Linked DNA regions of Homo sapiens: region 1 is linked to region 2. A link is a loop called in an ENCODE intact Hi-C map of the cell type or tissue named here. Cell type or tissue: thyroid gland. All regions are shown on one strand. Links, peaks and the distances in the headings refer to the core of each region. The heading gives the core; the rest is flanking DNA.

Region 1 (2,923 bases), core at 96-2,595, 270 kb after region 2:
TCTACACGTCAAACATGGTGCCAAGTGCTGTACCTAAGCCCATCAACTCTGAGAAGGAAGCATGACTCTTCCCATTTTGTGGATGGAGTGACAAAGGTTCAGAGAACATGCTATCTTGCCTAAGGTCACACAGCTAGAAGGTGACTGAATACCTGGGGATATTTGGGATTGGCATCTTGCAGGCCTTGAGTACAATATTAAATATTGGGAACTTTTAACCCTAGAGACAATAGGGAGATGCCGAAGGTGTGTGAACAAGGGGCGCTCAGTGATGATTCTGAAAAGTTATTTGCAAAAGAGGAATTATAGGAGAGGGCAGCAAAAAGATGAAGCTTTCCTTTAATGTGCTATATTTTTATCCAAAGTGGCCTTTTATTATTTGCTGATAGAAAATTAATTTGGAAACAGGCAATTAAATAAAGCCACTGAAATTTGATGGGGGTTGTTGTGGCTGTCACTGTCCTTTTGTATCAGACTTGCCTAGCTCCTCTCAGCTGATCACTCTGGTGCAATCACTGAGACTTCTGAATACTCAGCACCCCTCATTATCTTTCTCTCCTCCACACCTTCCTCCTGCTGATGTGCTCAGAAACATGGTCCAGGCCTCTAGTCAACCAGAAGGACAAAGAAACCATGCTACTCCCAAATAAATGAATATTTTTCAGGATTCCAAGAAAAATCTCCACTGTGGCTGGGGGCCCAAGACATTTATCCACTAAGGCCTCAAAGCATTGCATGGGGTACAAGGACATTTGATGCAGCCTGTCTCTAAAACAAAAAACCTTGCAAACGGCATAAATGCTCACCAGGAGGGGTCTGCTTATAGTGGACTACTATGTACTATTAAAAAGATTAAGGATATTGAAATCCCCTGTTTGATTCATGGGAAAAAATTAAGGATGTTGTCTACATGCTAATTTGGAAAAAAATCTCCAAGAAACAGTGTTCAGTGAAAAAAGCCGGAGGACGTCCACTTCTGGTGTGGCAGTGTGAGCCCCCTGCAGACCAACCCTCCCATGAATAAAAATGATAAAGTCAGGGCAAAATAAGAAAAATGACTACTGAGGATTCTAGAGAGTAGAACCAAGCAGATAGATTATAGAGGGGAGTCCAAATTTGAAGTAGAGAGTGGCACAGGGTAGCTTTCCGGTTTTTTAATTGTTATTTCCTGATTTTTGCCCTGAAAGCAGGACACAGTTGAAAACTAGTTCAGTATAAGTGGCTAAAACTCTGTGAAAAAATCTGTTGTCTTTCTGTTTGAAGGAACCAGGAAAATTGAGCAAAGGCAACCATGGTCACTGGAGTGTGAGGAGCAATCAAAGAGAACAAAGGTTAGAAGAAGTAGATCCCCTAATTCTGTGCATGAACTCTGGATGAATCTCAGGCTGACCACTAAATTAGCATTCATGGGACAAACTCAAAGCAATGTAGCAAAGGCTTAAAGAATTGAACTGAGACTTGAACCCACAAAAGACAAAGGTCAAGGTCAGGCCTTGAGTCTGGGTTAATTGCCTGCTATAACAAACCATCAACTTTCTTCAGAAGAGTATTATGTAATTCAGAGTCTCCAAAACACAACAATCATAACGTCCAAGACACAATCCAAAGTTTCTCATTTACAAAGAATCGGGAAAATGTAACCCATTCCCAAGATAAAAGACAATCAGTAAATGCCTACCCAAAGATGATCCAGATGTTGGAATTATTAGATAAGGGCTTTAAAGCACATATTATTGCCATACTCCATGAGGTCAAGGAAAATATGCACTAATTAATGAAAATATAGGGAATCTTAGCAGAGAAATGGAAGATAAAAACAAGAAATAAGCAAAAATTTTAGAATGAAAAAATACAGTATCTGAAAATAAAAGTTCACTGAATAAGCATAACAGCAAAATAGAAATGAAAAAGGAAAAATTCAGTGAGCTTGAAAAGACATTAATATAAATTACCCAAAAGAGAGAGAAAAAGAGACTTAAAAATGAACATCAAAGAAGATACAAATGAAAAGGTATTCCATATCAATGAATTAGAGGATTCGAGGTTGTTAAGGTGTCACTTTATGGGACCCTAACAGAATCCCAATCAAGTTCCCACCAAGTTATTTTCTAGATATTGGCAAACTGGTTCTAAAATTTATTTAAAAATGCAAAAGACCTAGAAAAGCCAAAACAATATTGAAGTAGGACAAAGTTGAAGGATTCACATTAGATTATTTCAAGATGATAGTAATCAAGACAGCAAGGCATTGGAGAAAGAATAGACACCTAAGTCAATGAAACAGAAGAGAGAATTCAGAAATATCCCCACATAAATATAATCAACTGAGTTGACTATATTTGTATATAGACACAGACCTTACACCTTAAACAAAATTCCCTTAAATTGGTCAAGAACCTAAATGTAAAATGCAAAACCATAAAACAAAGGATAAAATCTATATGGCCTTGGGTTTGTGATGAATTTTTAGATATAGCACCAAAAGCACAATCCATGAAAGAAAAAACAAACAAATTAGACTTTATTAAAATTAAAAACTTCTGCCCTATGACACTGTTAAGACAATAAAAAGCCAGAGATTGGAAGAAAATCTCTGCAAAACACATACCTAACAAAGGACTGATATCCAAAACATACAAATAACTCTTAAAACTAACAATAAGAAAACAAGCAACTCAACTGAAAATAAAAATGGGCAAAAAGATCTGAACAGATACTTGCCAAAAATATATATTCAGAGGGCAAACATGCACATGAAATGATGCTCAACATCATTTGTCATCAGGGAAATGCAAATTAGGACAACAATGCAGTGCCACTACATACCTATTTGAATGGCTAAAATCTCAAACACTGACAATACCATTACTGGCAAGGACCCAGAATGGCAAGCACTCTCTCATTAATTGCTGGTGAAAACACA
Region 2 (2,923 bases), core at 327-2,826:
TGGGGTCATATAGAATAACAATGAAGCAACTTTCTATTTCTGAGAACAGGGGGCTAGATTTTTTTTTCCAACTTTTCTGCAGAAAACAACCAAAATATTTGAAGAAAATACAGAAAACATCTTCAAAGCATCAATGATCTGACAAAACAATAAAGCCAAAATTTATAGGAAAATGGGAACCCAGAGAAATAAACAAGTCAGAAAATTGCATTTTCCCTGAAGGTGTTTGCCATTTCCAGAAAATCTGAATTTTCACTGACAGCTTGATGGTGGTCAGGCAGGTGACAGGAGGTAATAATAGTAAAAAATCAGGGTCAGCACTAAGCAAGAAATTTGACAGCAGATCCTCACCGTGACAAGCTGGGATGTCAAAGAGCTATATCCACAGGGGGAGGGTAAAAACATTGCTACCCTTATTGTGAGTATCTGAGTCTTCCAGAAAAGCCCAAGCCTTGAATTTGGTTTAAGGTAGGTGTCAAACTGAGAGTGTTTTCAGAGGCCTTTCAAAGGAAAATTACCTTCGATTAGGACTTCATGTACATCTTACACATTATTTCTCAAAACAAATGACCAACACACAATAAAAGACAACCAGACACACAGAAGAAACAAGACACAAAAATAAATAGACTTGTAAAGATTTTAAGGTATCGGAATTATTAGCTACAGACTATAAAACAGCTAAGTTTCAACGTATAAAAAATAAAATACAATATTGAATATATCTTTGGGGAACAGGAAACGAAAAAGTGACATGCATGATATAAAAACAAATTTTTGCCTGTAATCCCAGCACTTTGAGAGGCTGAGGGGGGCAGATCACGAGGTCAGGAGTTCAAGACCAGCCTGGTCAACATGGTGAAACCCCGTCTCTACTAAAAATACAAAAATTAGCTAGGCGTGGTGGCACGTGCCTATAATCCCAGGTACTTGGGAGGCTGAGGCAGGAGAATGGCTTGAATGGGGACCCGGGAGGCAGAGGTTGAAGTGAGCTAAGATCAGGCCACTGCACTCCAGCCTGGGCTACAGAGCAAGACTCTGTCTCAATAATAATAATAATAATAATAATAATAATTTTAAAAATAAAAATTCTAACAATTGGAATTAAAAACTGGGAGGATGGGGTAACCAGAATGTTAGATGCATCTGAAGAAAGAATCAGTAAATGTGGAGAGCTATCATGTGAAAACACCTGGACCCTTGTTAGTAATACCAATCAGCCCAGCCTCCTCTAATCTTCTTTGCAAGCACATTCTCATTTAGCACTTTCAATTGACCAAGGGTCCCAGATATTTTTTGTGAAGAATGGCTGCAAATCATTTCTCTAAAGCCTTGAGATCCCTGCAAAGAGGTATGGTGGCAGTGGGAAAGGAAGGATTTGTGCCAGTTCTACTATCCTCTCCCCTTTGGGGACACCAGCAAATGGGATGAGTACTCAGGGTTGCCAGCTCAGAGATGTGACAAAGAAGGCTTTGAGATGTCCTATAGCCCTACAGATAAAGCTTGTTCCAAAGTGGCTGGCTCCTGCCTGCTTATTTCCCAGGCTGTTAAGAGGATCCAATAAGTGAGAAGTGTGGAAAGCATGTGGCACTGTAAGAATACAAAAGCAGTCCGGGTGCAGTGGATCACGCCTGTAATCCCAGCACTTTGGGAGGCCAAGGCTGGCGGATGACTTGAGTCCAGGAGTTGGAGATCAGCCTGGACAGCATGGCGAAACCCTGTCTCTACTAAAAATACAAAAATTAGTCAGGCATGGTGGCGGGTGCCTATAATCCCAGCTACTCAGGAAGCTGAGGCAAGGAATCACTTGAGCCCGGGAGGCCGAGGTGGCACTGAGCTGAGATCATGACACGGCACTCCAGCCTGGGTGACAGAGCAAGACTCCAACTCAAAAAAAAAAAAAAAAAAGAAAAAGAAAAATAAATACAAAAGCACTTCAATGTTTTATATGAAAGTTCATTTCCTTCACTAAATATTCCTCTGATATATTGCATATTGTTTATCTAATTCTGTGTCACTGAAATACCTGGTGGCACAGATTTAAAATCTTCCCTTATGTAGGTTTTTTTTTTTTTTTCTAATTAAAAAGTATTCTTCCATCTTCCCAAAGTGGGCACTCTCTTTGTGGGAAATAGTCTTCAAAGATAGCTGCCATCAATTCTTTCCTTCCCAGCATGTACATGCTACTCCTCACATCAAGCGGTAAAGTCTCTCCTCCAGCTGTGAATCTGTGCTGGCACTGTGACTTCCTCTGACTGATAGAATTCAGTGGAAGTAACACTGTTAGTTCTGGGCCTGTCCTTTATGAAGGCTGGCATCTTCTACTTTCTCATTCCTGGAAGCCATCAAATAAAACATTCGACCACCCTGAAACTACCCTACTGTGAATAGGCCCAAACTAGGCTACATGGAAGGAGACAATTACCCGTCTGTTCCTGTCATCCTAGCTGAGCTGCCAGCCATAAGAATGAAGAAGTCTTTGTGAACCCTTAGCCCCAGCAGACACCACATTGAGCAGAAGCACTGTCTGTTAATAGCTGAACTCTGTCTAGAATGCAAAATCATGAGAAATGATGCTGTGGCTTGAATGTATCCCCCAAAGTTTATGTGTTGAAAACTTAATCCCCAATGCAACAGTGATGAGAGGTATGACTTTTAGAAGGTGAATAGGACATGACAGCTCTGCCCTCATGAATGGATTAATGCTGTCATCTCAGGAGTGTTTCCTAATAAAAGGATAAGTTCAACCCCTCCCTTCCTTCTCTCTCGCTTTCACCCTCTCTTGCTCTTCCCTTCCATGGGATGGTGCTACATGGAGGCTTTTGCCAGACGTGGGCCCCTTGACCTTGGACTTTCCATCTTCCAGAACTGTAAGCAATGCATGTCTTTTCTTTATAAATTACCCAGTCTATGGTATTCTGTT

Evidence for each region. Hi-C counts contacts between places; a loop is a spot of excess contacts. Peaks named below come from ENCODE experiments on the same cell type or tissue, not always from the same donor. Only the 100,000 strongest peaks of a DNase experiment are listed, where the experiment ranks them.
Region 1: it touches region 2 in a loop (3-fold over the local background); 4 of 110 quality-filtered maps call a loop at or near these places.

What each region holds. Positions count from the first base shown.
Region 1 is chr2:110,823,568-110,826,490 of GRCh38, reverse strand. All of the region lies in intron 9 of ACOXL (acyl-CoA oxidase like), which reads right to left. Among named protein-coding and RNA genes, the nearest start is that of ACOXL, 92 kb to the right of the region's middle. In thyroid gland, for the core only: no CTCF peak of the experiment used is centred there; no DNase peak of the experiment used is centred there.
Region 2 is chr2:111,094,377-111,097,299 of GRCh38, reverse strand. All of the region lies in intron 17 of ACOXL (acyl-CoA oxidase like), which reads right to left. Among named protein-coding and RNA genes, the nearest start is that of ACOXL-AS1, 20 kb to the left of the region's middle. In thyroid gland, for the core only: no CTCF peak of the experiment used is centred there; a DNase peak (open chromatin) is centred at 1,689.